2 separate regions of the Homo sapiens genome follow, and region 2 is linked to region 1. Evidence: read pairs that join two places in POLR2A ChIA-PET (ENCODE). Cell type or tissue: HepG2. All regions are shown on one strand.

Region 1 (8,000 bases):
GTCCAGCTTCTTGCTTCCTGGCAGCACAAACCCCTGCCTGTTTCTGGCGGGGAGATGCTGCCCAGGCTCGGCTGCTTTGCGGTTCTATGTCGGTCACTTTCCCCAGGCCACTTCCTTCCTTTTTCTTCTTATGCCAGCCTGGGCAAGAGGAATTTGTGCTTCCTGCCAGCAGGATGGATGGGGGAAAGGCAGTGGCTGGGTGTTTCTCTCTGCTGGAAGGGTTTGCTGGGGTGAATCCTTTCCCTTCACTCCCTCCTGTAGCCAGGACCTTGTCACCTCCAGGGAGCAGGTGACAGTTTCCTTGACTCCTCACCAGGTTTTCAGGCTCTGCCCTCTTCCTCTCCCCAGCCAAGCTTGCCTCTGACCTCAGCCAGGAGGAACTTGCTCTAGGGCTTAAGTCAGGTCACATCTAACTTTAAGACCCAGTTTTAGCATCTGGTATGGAGGCAACAGCCTGGGCTTTGACAGACTTGGGTTTGCGTCATGACTCGGTACCTGCTACCCGTTCGCTGAGATGCCAGTGAGCAGTCGCTGGTCATGTTACATAGCTGCCACCTCCCGGAGGCCAGCTCTGTTGTGTGTGCATGCCCATTGAGATGCCCGGGTGCCGCCACACCCCTAGCCTGCGCCTGCCTGTTCTTCCTCCTGTCAGAGGGCCCTGTTCTTGCTCATAGACTCCTGCACAGCAGCGGGCCTGTCTGTCTGCCTGGCCCTTGGGTGTCCCTGGCATCTGCATGCTGTGTTCCCATGGTCCTTCTGCTAGTTGGAGCCCTTGTGCCATGCCTTCCTTTGGAGACTCTCCTCTCTGTGCCGTCTCGCATGCCATCCTTGAGGTTTTAGCTCTGTCACCTGGCAGCCTGGCCCTTCCCTGCAGCAGGTGAGGACTGAGAGCTGGGCTGTGCCCCTCCCACCCACTTGACCCAGCGGACACTTTGGGAAGTGGCAACCATAAGTCTGCCTGGCTTGCTCCAGTTGCCCATCTTGTCCTGTGAGTGAAGCTCCTGCTTCCATCTCTCTTGATCTGGCCCCTTCTCTCCATTCCTCCAGCTGCAGTGGGTGCCCCTGTCATTTGTCAGCCAGAGCATTCAACAGCCTCTGCTCCCACTGAGGTCATGGTGATTGTCTTAAAGATTTGCTCTTTAGCTTCTCAGCTGAAGACACGTTGGTGGCTTCCCTGACCTTTTGGAAAGTAACCAGACTCTGGGTCCTTCTCCTTTGTTGACCTGGCCCCTGCCTCCCTCCCACCCCATCTCATCCATGCCTGTCCTCTGTGTCAACACGCCTCACTGCCCTGCGCCCGATCCTTTTACACAGGTGGTCCCTCTGTTTGTAGAGTCGCCCTGCTCTTCGTATCTCCCTGCCTGTTCTGTGAAGTTCAGCCCAGTGCCCCTTCCTTGGAGGCCACATTAGAGGGCCCTCCTCTGCTGGCTTTGTGCCCCCGTACCCCTTTCGCAGCTGACTGTCCACATTATACTGTCTGTATCTGTTATTTACTGTCTGTCTTTGACAAACTATGATCTTGGAAGTGCAGAGAACTTGTCTGATTTGTTTAACCACCTCACTTAGCACATAACTTGTCATATTTTTAATTTATTTTCTATCTCCCCTTCTCCCCATTAGATCATAAGCTTCCTGGGGGCAGGGATTTTTGACTCTTACTTAGTGATGCATCCTCAGCACCCAGAATTGCACTGGACACATCATATATGTTTAATATGTGTTTGTTGAATGAATAAAACTGACAGGCAACTACAGCTTAGATTGCAGGGAGTGAGACATGCTGTTGCCGGAGCTCTGGTGTCATTGGTTCATAGAAAGCTTGTTTCTCTGGCCATGGGGACTTGATTCTTAGAGGGTAATGGTTCGAAAGTTGAATTAGTGAGTGTAAATCCTTAAAAAAGTAAAAATATGTTTGTGCCCTTGTACAGAGGGGCTGCCTTGCCCTTCTGGAAGAAGGAATTCCACGTTAGACGTGTTCCCAGCTGCAGTTTTGTTCTGTATCTATTGCCAGCAGGAATCCAAGGATTTCCTTTATTATTTCCAAATTGCTGCCTCTTAGGAATGGAGAATGCTGCCAGTCTGTGCTCTGTGTTTTTTTTGCTCAGTGGGACCAAAGTAGTTTTGTGGTAGAGAGATACAGAGATACGGCTTTGAGACAGTTTGAGTCATCTAATTACTGTCCAGGAGGGCTGGGAGGTTAACCCTGGTGGTTGCTTTGGTGATAGTGATCGATGTCTGTGTGACAATTATAATGAAGGCTGGTATTATGCCGGGACTTTGAAGAGTCTATCAGATAGTGAAGGAATTGCGAAGCCGTACTATGTTGAGGTCTCCAGAATAAACATCCTCAGAATGGAAGGTCCAGATGAGAAGGTTACCTTGATGAGAGGCCTTTATGCTTTTTGTGCTATTTTCCTTTATGGGCTCTGGTAGTTCTTTAGTGTTTTATAATCTCTTTTCAGAGAAAGCTTTTTGTAAATTCTTCAGATTTTACTTTTTAAGTAACACTTACAAAAGTTGTATGGTGGCTTGGGACCAATACACTTTGCAGGAAATGCAGAGATGGATAAGAAATGGTTCATTCCCTTCAGGACCTCTCGTTATAGCTTAGCCTATGTAGTGATTAGAGCATCTGCTTTGAAGCCAGCTGGACCTGGACTCAGATATAGGTTTTGCTAATTGATACCTGTGTGGCCATGGGCAAATATGCTCATTTACTCATTTGTGTTTAACAAACACTTATATTGCACTTACTGTGTGCCAGGCAGTAAGTGCTTAACACATGTTAAATGGATTTAATCCTTACAACAACCCTGTGGCTAGGTACTGTCATCATCCCCATGTTTAAAGAAGAGGGGAGTGGGCTGGGCATGGTGGCTCACGCCTGTAATCCCAGCACTTTGGGAGGCTGGGGTGGGTGGATCACCTGAGGTCAGGAGTTTGAGACCAGCTTGGCCAACACGGTGAAACCCCATCTTTACTAAAAATATAAAAATTAGCTGGTCGTGGTGACAGGCACCTGTAATCCCAGCTACTCGGGAGGCTGAGGCATGAGAATTGCTTGAACCCGGGAGGCGGAGGTTGCAGTGAGTCAAGATCGCACCACTGCACTCCAGCCTGGGTGACAGAGCGAAGCTATGTCTCAAAAAAAAAAAAAAAAAAAAAGGAAGAGGGGAGTGGTTCACAGAGGTGAAGCAATGTTCCCTGGGTCACTGAGCAGAGAAGTCACAAAGCCTGGGCACTCTGGCTCGAGTTCATTTTTCTTCTTGACGCTATTTGTGCTGCCTCTCAGCTTCCTAAGCTTGAGCTTCCTAAACTGTAAAATGGGAGGCAGCAATAACCAGACTGCCTAGAGACAGGCTGGTGTGAGAATTCAGTGAGAAAACCCGGGGAGAACATTTAGCCAGAGCCTGTCGCATGGCTGGGGCTCTGGCTAGTGGAGGGAGAGGAGACAGCACACAGATTGCACCAGAACAAGGTAATGGCGGCGCGTGGCCTTGCAGGGGCCTTGATAATAGGAGGAGCTCAGAAGCAGGGAGAGATCACTTCCTGCTGGGGCAGCTGGGACATTGTCATGAAAGACCAGGGAGGGGACAGATGGGACATCTGGGACTTCACAGCCACCTGGGGAAGTGGGCACTATCCCCATTGTGTGGATCCAGAAGCTGGGCTGTTTCTAATCAGTTAAAATGAGTAGGTAGAGCCAAGGTGAAGGAAGATGGATTTACTCAGGGTTCAGTTGGTTGGACTGTTGAATTGAGCTGGGGGCAGGTGGAATAAAGTCTGGTCAGCCACTCTGGGGCCGATGCACAGGGGCCCAGCCTGGAGCCCACTTCCGGCCTTGCGAATGCTTCAGTGGCTTTGCATATTGTCTCTTTGTTCTCACTCTTTAGAAATGTTCTCCCACACCTTCCTTCCAGTGGATTTCTAGAAATACCCTATTTTTCATGACTCACCAATTGAACACATCCTGTTTGGGGAAGTGATAAGAGAGGAATTTGAGAATGGCATGGAGTTGACTCCTAATGATGACTGGTGCAAGGAGTAGACGGCCCAGCCTTCTGCTTGCTCTGCCTCTCACCTGTGTCTCCAGACGAGCTGAATTTCTCCAAGTGCCGTGTTTCACTGTCCCCGCCCGACATATGCCAACTGGAGCTTTTCCTGTCCTGTTGTAGGCGGGGATCTGTGTGTGGCTACAGAGTGACTAATGGTAGAATTAATCGAGTTAGAGATGGGGCCTGTAGTTTTGAACCTGATGAGTTAGATGACCTTTTGGACCACACAGATGGCTGGTCGTCCTGTGCACCAGTGTGGCAGGGATGGAGCTTGTGCCAGCTGCCCCGGGCAGAGTTGTTTTCTTTTTAAGAGGTAGCCAAGGCAGCCTTGCCTCTCAGGACCCAGCCCTGGTGGGTGGCACCCCAGCCCTTCCCTTTCCAGGGCTCTGATTTTCCTCATGGCTTGCTGTTATTTCACTCGCAGAGTTCAGATGTTGTTCATTCCAGCAGAGGCCGGATGTGTAAATCATCCTGCAGCAGTTCTGTCTTGTATGGCCGGAGGCTCCTTGGTGGGCTGATTGGAAAGCCCAGTACATTAGGGAGTGAAGGGAGTGAAGTAAAGAGAAATGGAGGAGGGAGAACTGGAGCTGGGGCACGTGAGCTGCTGTGGTAGCGTGCGGGAGGCAGGGGAGTTCAGACCACGTCTCGGGGCCAGGAGTGGCTGACAGCTGAGGTGTCGGGCTGGGTAGGGCAGAGTGAGCCGCATGGCCTGGCAGCTGTGATGGGAACATGTAAGAAGTGGTCAGGCTGCTGTTGTTTTAGATGTCTGAACCCTGAGGGTAGAACTCGGAGAACTTGGTTGGTGGATGCAGCCGGCAATGCCTTCCCATGAATGGCAAGGGCAGTGGGCTTAGGCAGATGGAGCTGCTCCACCTGGCAGTTTAGCCTCCCAGGGGACTTCTGGCAAGGTCCGGAGTCATGTTTGATCTGCCAGGACTGGGGACTGGGGTGCTGGTGGCATCTGGTGGGTGGAGGCCAGGATGCTACTACACATCCCACAGTGCCCAGGACTGCACCCACCACAAAGAAGTACCTTGTCCCAAGTGTGTCCGGGCCTGATGTTGAGAAACGCTGGGTCAAAAGGCTTCAGGTGATGGTGGACTTGGAGGGCCGGTCAGGGAGGGACAAAGGGATGTCCTTGGCACCTGGACTGCTTTGGGGCCCCTGTTTCCTGCTCTTGGTGGGCCTGAGTCTCTCTGTAAGTTTTGCAGTATGAAGTTGACCTGGATGTTTCATAAGCAGAGGCTTGTAGGTAATCAAGTGCCACGAAGTAAAGATCATTTCGGGCCACTTGAATATATTAAGTTCGTCGACATCTTCAAAGAGTTAGATTGAAATGCTGATCCTCTTATATTCCTGACATATTCTTATCCTTGCCTGTATTATTTTTTTCTGTTTTTTAACCTGTGTTGTGCAGTATGCCAGATGAACTTTTTAGGGTGTATATTTTGATATCTTACTTTTATGAAGATTAATAAAATTAAAATTGTCTCTGTACTGATGTAAAGAGCTTGAACTTAATTTAGTTTTATAATTGTCTGTATAAACATTCTTAATGTCTAAAGAGGATTTTTTACCGGAGAGGCAAAGGGAAATAAAAACTTGATAAAATTTAAAAAATTAAAAGCAACTGTTATCTGTTATTGTATGTATGTATGTGTAGGTGGTTGTGTGTATGTATGAGAGACACAGACAGTGCATTTTACTTTTTTGTTTTTTAAAGATCCTGCCTTTAAATTTGGAACTATAATTATTTGTCAGCACAGTTAAATTTTTTTTTTCTTGCTTTTCTTTCTCTTTCTCCTTTCCTGTGTTGGAGCAAAGGTGCTGTGTGTTGTCTACTTCAGGTTTCTTTTTTGAGTGAATGGGACAAGGACAGGGCAATATCTGAGTGTCAGAAAGATCCCCCCCGAGGCTGGTGTGGGTACCAGGCAGGGCTGGGGTACGGAGACGGGCAGGCGGACCAGGCAGGGGCTAGTGAAGGCAGGACGAGGTCCAAGTTGAGGCCATGGCCAAGGGGAGGGGAAGGCAGGAACAGCTTGGAGAAATAGGCAAGAGGGACAAGTCTCTGACCTCTTGGCTGTGCGGGCTGGGAATCCAGGAAAACACTGGTTTCTGGCTTGAGTGAGTGGAAGCTTTTTTAAAAAAAGAGAGTTAAAAAAAAAAGCCCTGTTTTGTACACATTTTGATGGTTAATGTTGCTTTCTGACTTTTGCTTTTCAAAAAGTGAAAATGGAAAAGTTTAACAGGGCCTCAACTCCTGAGGCTGGATTAGGACATTTCTCATTTACATTGTGACTTTTAGATGAAAACATAATTGATACCTTTGAAAAGATTAAGATGGTTCTGCCTATTTTCTGAAATTTAGGAAGCACCCACTGGGTCTTTTGGTCTTTTTTTTTTTTTTTTTGACAGATTCTTGCTTTGTTGCCCAGGCTGGGATGCAGTGGCATGATCTCAGCTCGCTGCAGCCTCGACCTCCTAGGCTCCAGCAATCTTCCCATCTTAGCCTCCCAAGTAGCTGGGACTACAGGTACATGCCACCATGCCTGGCTAATTACTTTTATTTTTATTTTTTGTAGAGATGAGGGTCTCAGTATGTTGCCCAGGCTGGTCTCAAACTCCTGGGCTCAAGAGATCCTCCTGCCTCGGCCCCTCAAAGTGCTGGGATTACAGGCATGAGCCACCGTGCCTGGCCTGCTCTGGTTGAAGGCTAGATTCTGAGCGACCAGGAGACTGAGTCTTTTCTTGCTCACCTGGTGGAGTACATTGTATACAGTAGGTGCCCATGTTTCTTCTTTTGATTTGCAGAGCAGTTGTCTTGAGGAAAACCAGTGAGATGATCCCATCTCTTCCCATGATTTTGAGAGTATGATCTCTGTCCCAATTCAGAAGAGCCCTGAGGTGAGGTAAAGATGTTAGAGGTGAGTGGCATTCTGTGTCTGACCTGTGGCTCCAGTGTGTGGATCCGTGGGCTGGCGTGTCTCACATGTGTGGACTGGGGTTTCCCTCTTCCACAGGGAGGTGGTCAGTGTGTGGGAGGAGCCATGGCTCTGGCCTCCGACTGCTGGGGTTTGAATTTAGGGTGAGCACTTACTAACACTGTTAGCTGACCCGCTACCTACTGATCTTCACACGGATGAGCTTATTGATGGTGCACACAGATGACAGGTTTAGATTGTATGCTGGTTCCTTGTATTTGTTCTGTTTTTAAAACCTCAGCTCCTCTAGTCTTTGGTAGACACTCTTATGTTATATCTTGGGCAACTTAGTTCCTCTTTCTGGAGCCTCAGTTTCCCCATCTGTAACACCAGAGAGCTGGACTTAGGGGAACCGCTTGATATTTGACAATACTCCAGGCTTTTGTAAACAAATTGTCCACAGCTTTGCTGAGCTACAGCCACATCCGCTTGAAAAAGCATTGTCTTACCAGCCTGTGCAGAATCCAGATCACTTTCATCCACCTTCCCATGGGGGCTGCTCCATCCCTTGTCTTACTGGAAATGTCTTTCTCAAGGGTCTTTTCTGGTGTACAGGTCTCCCTGGAGATGGAAAACCATAGCACTGGTTTAAGTACAGTGTTTTGTTTGCATGGGGAGGAGAGGCTGAGGCAACAGCCTGTGAGTTCAGGAGTAATAAGGTGTTTGTTTCCCTTTTTGGCCAGTTTTTTTTTGGTGGCATAATTTACATACAATGAAATTTACCCTAAGAGTACACTTTGATGAATCTTACAAATGTACAGTTGTGTAATCCCCACCATTATGACCTAAAACACCCCGAAAGCTTCCCTCTTGCTAACCTGACTGACTTGGTGGTTCTGGTGGCTTTTTTGTAGATTGCCTGGCATTTCTACATAGATGATTTTGTCTTCTGTGAACGCTGTTTGCCTCCTTCCTTCCTGATCTGTTTGCCTGCTCCTGCTTTCTCTTGCTGTACTGTGTTCCC
Region 2 (8,000 bases), 130 kb after region 1:
ATTCATTGGCAAAGCTTGGAAATTTCAAGGCTTCTTTCTTTCTTTTCTTTTCTTTTTTCTTTCTTTCTTTCCTTCCTTTCTTTTCTTTTCCTTTTCCTTTTCTTTTTTTGACAGGGTCTCACTCCATGACCCAGGCTGGAGTCCAGTAGCACAATCTTAGCTCACTGCAACCTCTGCCTCCTGGGTTCAAGCAATCCTCCCACCTCAGCCTCCTCAGTAGCTGAGACTACAGGCAAGTGCTACCACGCCTGGCTAAGTTTTGCATTTTTGGTAGAGATGGTCTTTCGCCATGTCCAGGCTGGTCTCGAACTCCTGGACCCAAGTGATCCTCCTGCTTTGGCCTCCCAAAATGCTGGGATTACAGGTGTGAGCCACTGCGCTTGGCCTCAAGCCTTTTAAAAGTATCCAGATTGTTTTATTTTGCTTAGACAATCAGGTACTGGGATGAAGGATTTCCTGAAGTCTTTTTACCTCTTTATCTTATCTCTTTCTCTGCGTGTGTGTGTGTGTGTGTGTGTGTGTGTGTGTGTGTGTATTTAGAATTATGTCTGACACACCGTTAAGAACCATAAAGTATTAGTTATCATTGTTATCTCCTTTAACAAAATCCTTTCAGAAAAATGGTCCCCATGTGCTAGCATGTGAACCCCCAGGGAGGCCATGCATGGTCTGTCTGGTTGTCTGTTCTTACGAACCTTTCCAATTCAGAGTTGCATGCCATGCAGGGCCTCGGCTGACTTGCTTATTGAAGTATGTTTTATTGTATAGTGAGTGTTCATTAGGCCCCTTGGTGCCTTGTGAAAGGAGAGTGGTGGGTGCAGCCTGGACAGGTTCTCTCACAGGAGTAGCATCTCTCCTCTTTTGGGTAAATAGAACAGCCTCTGTTTCAGGGTGACATGCTGTGACAGCAAAGGATTTTATTTTTTTAATTAATTTTTTATTGCATGTATTTATAGTGTACAACATGATGTTTTAGTATGTTGTATACATTGGGTGTGACTAAATCAAGCTAGTTAACATATCTGTCACCTCACATGCTTATGTTTTGTGGTGAGAACACTTAAAATCTACTCTCTTGAGCCTGGTGTGGTGGCCGGCGCCTGTAATCCCAGTACTTTGGGAGGCTGAGGTGAGAAGATTGTTTGAGTCTGGGAGTTCAAGACCAGCCTGACCAACATAGGGAGACCTCCATCTCTACAAATAATTTTTTAAAACTAGCTGGGAGTGGTGGCAAGTACCTGTGGTCCCAGCTACTTGGGAGGCTGAGGCAGGAGGATCACCTGAGCACCCAGGAAGTTGAGGCTACAGTGAACTGTGATCTTGCCACTGCACTCCAGCCTGGGCAACAGAGTGAGACTGTCTCAAAACAAAATTTTTAAGTATACAGTACGTTATTATTAAGTAGAGTCACTGTGTTGTACACTAGATCCCTAGACTTTATTCATCCTAACTGAAATTTTGCATGCTTTGACCAACATGCCCACCCCCAACCCCTGGTAACCATAGTTCTGCTCTCTACTTCTATGAGTTCAGCTTTTTTAGATTTTGCATATAAATGAGATCTTGCAGGATTTGTCTTTCTTTGCCTGGCTTATTTCACTTAGTATAATGTCCTTCAGGTTCATCCATGTTGTCACAAATGACAGAATGTCCTTTTTTTCAGGTCGAATAGTATTCCATTATGTATATATACCACATTTTTAAAATCCATTCGTCCATTGGTGGCATTTAGGTTGATTCCCTATCTCGACTATTGTGAATAGTGCTGCAGTAAACAAGATGGTGAAGACGTGTCTTCAACAAACTGATTTCAGATCTTTTGGGTAAATACCCAGAAGTGGGTTATATGGTGGTTCTAGTTTTTCGAGGAACCTCCATAACCATTTTCTATAATGGTTGTATTATAATAATTTACATTCCCACCCAGTGTGCAAGCCTTCCCTTTTCTCCACATCCCTGCCAACACTTGCTATCTTTTGTCTTTTTGATAAAAGCCATTCTAACAGGTGTGAGATGATCGTGGTTTTAATTTGCATTTCCCTGATGATTTGTATGATTAATGCTGTGTACTTTTTCATACATATACCTGTTGGTCATTTGTAGGTCTTCTCTTTCTCTTTTTTTTGACAGGTTCTTGCTCTGTCGCCCAGGCTGGAGTGCAGTGGTGCCATCTCGGTTCAGTGCAGCCTCTACCTCCCAGGCTCATGCAATCCTTCTGGGTAGCTGGGACTATAGGCATGTGCCACCATGCCCAGCTAATTTTTTAAAATTTTTCCATAGAGACAGGGTCTCACTATATTGGCCAGGCTAATCTGGAATTCCTGGGCTTAAGTGGTCTTCCAGCCTCGGCTTCCCAAAGTGCTGGGATTATAGGCATGAACCGCCTGCAGCCTAGCATTACTTCTTTTCCAATGGAATGGAAGTTGCATAATTGAATTATTAATTAGTTCTGGGGAATCATGTCATCTTAACTACTTTAGCACACACCAGCTTAATATCTTTAGATTCTAAAGCAAACCTACTTTGGGAAAAACTTTCTGGTAAACACAGATTTTAAAAAGATAAATTTCCTTCTTAATGTAGAAGATCATGATTTCAGCTTTGATTTTTCAGGTCATATGAAAAACAGTATCACTGGTACTAGGGTACTACTATCATGATCAATTTCACTATCATACATGAAGTTAATAAAGGAATTCTTGATATTCTGAAATTGAATTTGAGTCAGTCATTTAAAAATCTTATGAGACCAGGCGCAGTGGTTCACACCTATAGCTCCAGCACTTTGGGAGGCTGAGGCAGGCAGATCACTTGAGCCCATGAGTTCAAGACCAACCTGGGCCACATGGCAAAACCCCATCTCTACAAAAAAAAAAAAGTTAGCTGAGTATGGTAGTACATGCCTGTGGTCCTAGCTATCAGGGAGGCTGAGGTGGGAGAATCACCTGAGCCCAGGAGGTTGGCTATAGTGAACTGAGATTGTGCCACTGCTCTCCAGCCTGGGTGACAGAGTAAGACCCTGTCTCAAAACAAAAAAACATCAAATTAAAAAACAGGCATCAAGAGCATTACCAAATATTTACTGACTCAGCTTTCTGTTTCTTGACTTTCTTCTATTTCTGTTCTCATACGGTTGTTAATAAGCTGTCAAATGTTAAAGCGGGTCAACACACAGTCTGATCTGAAAGAGAGCATGTGGAGAGGAAAGCTCCTCAAAGACGAAGAACTTAACGACTTACAACTGTCTTCTAAGTTCACCTAGGACTGAAATGTGCCACCCAGATACTAAAAGCAATTGCTTAGGGCAACAGGAAATTGACTATCAGTGGTCATTTACGGAGGAACTGTTATGCTCCAGGCATTGTTGTAGGTGTTCTACGTACACTGTATTATCTAACCTAAATGGAGAGCTCCATTTTTAAAAAAAGACCAGAGAGGTTAAGAAACTTACCCAGTGCAGGATTTACATTCCAACTATCAGACTCCAGAGCCTGTGTTTTAGCCTTTTTTTTTAAAGCCAAGATTCTGAACATTTTTTAAACCACAAAGTCTATCAGAAAAAATTGAGCACCAAAGCATGTACTTACTTACATATGATGTACCTACACTTACTAAGAAATACATACTTTGTAAACTACATCAAAAATAGAGCTTTTAAAGGGTCAGGTAAAGACATCATATGTAAACTTTTTCCCTGCACACCAGAGTGTCCTTTTGTGCTCTTTGCTTTGGAGGCAGCAGTTTGGTCAAGCCCCTTCCCTTGTCTGGGCCTTTACCCTCTGTACTTTAGAGCTGGACTGCACTCTTCAGGCCCTCCACCCTTCGGGGATCCAAGGGGCCCAGTTAACATCAGGGAGGAGCTGACCTTGGGGTCTCCTGAGCTCAGCGGTCAGGGAAGTCTGGTTTCTCTCACTTGCCTGTTCTCTCCTGGGGTGAGTCAGAGAAGAATGTCACAGCAATTGTTGTCCTTCCTCATGGAGACATGAAAACAGGACAGGAGGTTTCCCTGCCCCACCCCAAACTCTCAAAACAATGTCCAGATAAAACCTAAAGCTTCATTTTGGCTCAGTGGGCCCTGCTCAGGTAGGTGCTAAGGACGTACAGGTGTGTGATTCTGTGTCTCTGTCCTGGGTGTGGCCATCAGGGAGGGAGATGCCCACACACAGACGACTCCCCCGTATGGTGAGTGCCAAGAAAAGGGGCCTCCTGGCCAAGGGACTGCTCTGCTCATCTGGGCCTGGTGCCGCTGTCCTCATAGTGTTCAGGATGAACTTCTTTTCCAGGGCTTCTTATTGACTCATCGCTACCTTGTTGAAGTGAGCTGCCATAGAGCAGGAGGGTGCCTCATGCCTCATGCCCAGCACAGACGAGGGGCTCAGAGTGTGCTCCTGAGGCCACAGGAAGGGCGACGGACTGGGCTGAGCTACCCTGGGTGATACAGAACTTAAACACTCCCTCCTCTCCTCCATCCAGTCTGGCTCAATTTCTGCCTCAGTGCAGCCCACAAATTCCTTCTGGGTGCCAGTGAGAAGCAGGAGATGCCAGGGCTCAGGTCGACAGCCACCTTCCTGCCCCCTTGGTTTCTGCCTGCCTGTCCTGCTGGCACCTGCAGCCTCCATTTGCAAATGCTTTGCTTTTGTCGATGGGTCTGGAGGGGTTCTCTATGGGCTGAAACGTAAACTGGAACTTGGCAGAACTGCAAGGTAGCACGTTTCTCTAGCATTGGATGAGTGTGACACATGGATGCGGTGGCTCCCTGGACCAGCTGTCTCTCAGTTAACCAGCCAAGTCCAAGCAGAAGGGAAGCAGCTCTTCGATTCCTGGGGAATTCTCCTCCTCCCATCTCCCCACCCCCATCTGCTTAACACAAACTAGGAGGCATCAGGGTGGTTGGCCCCTGGCTCATAGAGGGGGCCACAGTGATTTTTGTCACTCAACTTGGGAAAACCATTGTGCTCACCTGGGGACAGTGTCCTGCTTGGATTGTATGCTGCCTGGCTATAAACCAGGCGCTCTGACATTGGGGTTCAGTCCTGGATCTGACACCAGCTGCCTGAGAAACCCTTCACAGGGCATTAGCTTCCTGGTGCATAGGTACCTGTCACCTTAAGTGGTGTGCCACCTGACCATTCTGTTGTCCCTGGGAAAATTGCAACGCAGCCTCTAGGCTTTTGCCTCCTGACTGATGGCTTGAGGTCCCAGAGCCAGGACTGAGCAAGGAGGTGGAGTTGGTTAATGTTTTATGCTTTGGGCCGCCTAGAAAAAGCTTTTTCCACGTGTCAAGGGCCGGGTTGAATTAGGAAAGCTCATCATCCAGCTATTAGGCTACCCCACATAATTCTTCTGTTTTTAAAAAATTGCGTCTGCATCCTCCACTAGCCCACTAGCCCATTTCACCGTTTGATGTTATTTGCCGCCAGGAAGTTCCAGTGTATCTAACCCAGACCTCTTGGGCTCTCCTTCAGTCAGTTCCCTACAAGAGATAGACCCGATTTCAGGCTGCAGCAGCCTCTCCCAAAGCATGTTTGTTAACTCCTTTGCCTGCATAATTTTTTTTTTTTTTTTTTGTAGAGATGGAGTCTCACTCTGTCGCCCAGGCTGGAGTCCAGTGGTGTGATCTCGGCTCACTGCAATCTTCACCTCCTGGATTCAAGCAATTCTCCTGTCTCAGCCTCCTGAGTAGCTGGGACTACAGGTGCACGCCGCCATGCCTGGCTAATTTCTTTTGTATTTTAGTAGAGATGGGGTTTCACCTTGTTGCCCAGGCTAGTCTCGAACTCCTGAGCTCAGCCGATCCACCCGCCTCGGCCTCCCAAAGTGGTAGGAATACAGGTGTGAGCCACCATGCCTGGCCTGCCTGCATAATCAATAGAGAGCAGAAATATCACAAGCGTCACTGACTCCCCAGCAGAACATGGAAATGAAAATATGTTTTCTCAAAGCACTGAGCTTGGTGCTCCCTTTTGGTATTATTTCATTAAACGTTTAAGAATCTGACCTGGCCAGGCGCAGCGGCTCACGCCTGTAATCCCAGCACTTTGGGAGGCTGAGGTGGCCGGATTGCATGAGCCCAGGAGTTCGAGACCAGCCTGGGCAACATGGTGAAACCCCATCTCTACAAACAATACAAAAATCAGCTGGGCGTGGTGGCGTGTGCCTATAGTCCCCGCTGCTTGGGAACCTGAGGTAGGAGGGTCACCTGAGCCTGGGGAGGGCAAGGTTGCATTAAGCCATGATCATGCCACTGCACTTCGGCCTGGGCAACAGAGCAAGACACTGTCTCAAAAAAAAGAATGTGTTAATTTAATGTTTAACATGTCAGAAGATTGATTGGCAAGTAAAGACCTTACATCTGGAGCTAATATATTACATTTTTAGTGTTTCAGTTTACTGTTTTCACCTAAATTTTATCAACCCAGAAGTATAGGTATCATCCCATTTTACTGATGAAAACTCTGCCGCTCAGGGAAACTGACTTGCCTGTGGTCACACAGCCGGTAATGGAGCTGTGATTTGAACCTGAGTCTTAGCTTTCCTGGCTCAGTGCCGCTTCACTCTACCAGAACTACCTCATAGCTGGCATAAGTAAAGGTTGTTTGAGGATGTGAAATAGATTCACTTTGGTTGAGGCACAGGTCATTGGGAGGAGTGGGTAAGGATGGAAATTCACATTGGACCAAGTTACTGGTTCTCCCTGTCTCTGTCTGTACTCTATCCAGAGCGCGTTTTATGACAATGCGTCTCTGTAATAGGCATGCCGCTTCTTATCTTTAATTTTATGGGTACCTTTGGGCTTTGGGTTTTGTCCATCTTCATTAAAGGCAAACCACTTTATTGCTCTATTTCTTAGTGGCCATTAAATAAATCATCAGATGGGGATGGGTAATGTGTAGCAGTAGAATGTATTAATAATTGAGTATCCTGAAATAGACTTTCATTTTTGCAGCTCGCCAAGAATATTGGGAATGCAGGCTTTAATGAGATCATGGAATGTTGCCTACCAGCTGAGGACTCAGTCAAACCCAACCCAGGCAGCGACATGTAAGTATGGGACTGGCTATTCTCATTTGCTGAGTAAAGGTTTGCCTTTGCCCGAGCCCCGGGAGGCAGGGGAATAAGAAGTTTTGGGTGCATCCATCGTTGCTTCTTTAGGGAATAAATCAGCCTATGTTGGGTTTTCTTAGTCACTTTAACCTTTTGGGTGACCAAATAGAAATTTTTTTAGGAAGAAGCCAAAAGCAGGCAGGTTTCGCAGATGCTGTGCGTGTGTGCAGCGGGTATGTAGAGAGCCTCACTCGCCACTGGTGGGTGGAAGACCCTGGACTTTTCACCTGTGCTGTCTGTTCTGTTGAGTCACTTCCCCGTCTTGGTCTCTCTGCATAATCCTGAGCCACCGAGATGGCTGGTTGTGGTAGATATGTGATTATGTAGCGTCCTTCTTGCCAACGTCCTTGCCTCCTTGCAAATGTGGAATGTGTTACTTCCTTCAAAAAATGTTTGTGTTTGTGTTATTGTTGATACACAACTTGACGGAGAAGCTTTTTTTTTTTTTTCTGGGAGACGGAGTTTCACTCTTGTTACCCAGGCTGGAGTGCAGTGGCACGATCTCGGCTCACTGCAACCTCTGCCTCCCAGGTTCAAGCGATTCTTCTGCCTCAGCCTCCCAAGTAGCTGGGATTATAGGCACATGCCACCACGCCTGGCTAATTTTTATATTTTTAGTAGAGACAGAGTTTCACCATGTTGGCCAGGCTGGACTCGAACTCCTGACCTCAGGTGATCCACTCGCTGCAGCCTCCCAAAGTGCTGGGATTACAGGCGTGAGGCACCGTGCCTGGCCAGCGGAGAAGCTTTTGTGTCTACTGGTGCAGAGCTGACAACAGGGAATGTTCTTGCCCATCTTATCAGAGTGTCAGTGGCCATGTCACACTAGTCTTCGAGAAGAGGTGGACAGGGAGACCCATGGGTTCGGGCAGTGGGTGTCCGGCTCGCCTTAGACT

The links. ChIA-PET counts read pairs that join two places held together with the same protein. Peaks named below come from ENCODE experiments on the same cell type or tissue, not always from the same donor. Only the 100,000 strongest peaks of a DNase experiment are listed, where the experiment ranks them.
Region 2: POLR2A ChIA-PET joins it to region 1 with 7 read pairs; 4 of 35 experiments call an interaction of 5 or more read pairs at or near these places.

The regions. Positions count from the first base shown.
Region 1 is chr2:9,230,967-9,238,966 of GRCh38, forward strand. The region is part of intron 1 of ASAP2 (ArfGAP with SH3 domain, ankyrin repeat and PH domain 2); the gene reads left to right. Among named protein-coding and RNA genes, the nearest start is that of ASAP2, 28 kb to the left of the region's middle. RefSeq lists enhancers at 103-659, 660-1,214, 3,429-4,628, 3,696-4,321. In HepG2, no CTCF peak of the experiment used is centred here; DNase peaks (open chromatin) are centred at 1,227, 2,195, 3,525 and 3,945; H3K4me3 peaks cover 2,534 bases.
Region 2 is chr2:9,361,479-9,369,478 of GRCh38, forward strand. It overlaps ASAP2 (ArfGAP with SH3 domain, ankyrin repeat and PH domain 2), which reads left to right. Exons shown (of 28, transcript NM_003887.3): 16 at 6,947-7,041. Among named protein-coding and RNA genes, the nearest start is that of ITGB1BP1, 58 kb to the right of the region's middle. RefSeq lists an enhancer at 3,702-3,996. In HepG2, no CTCF peak of the experiment used is centred here; a DNase peak (open chromatin) is centred at 3,863.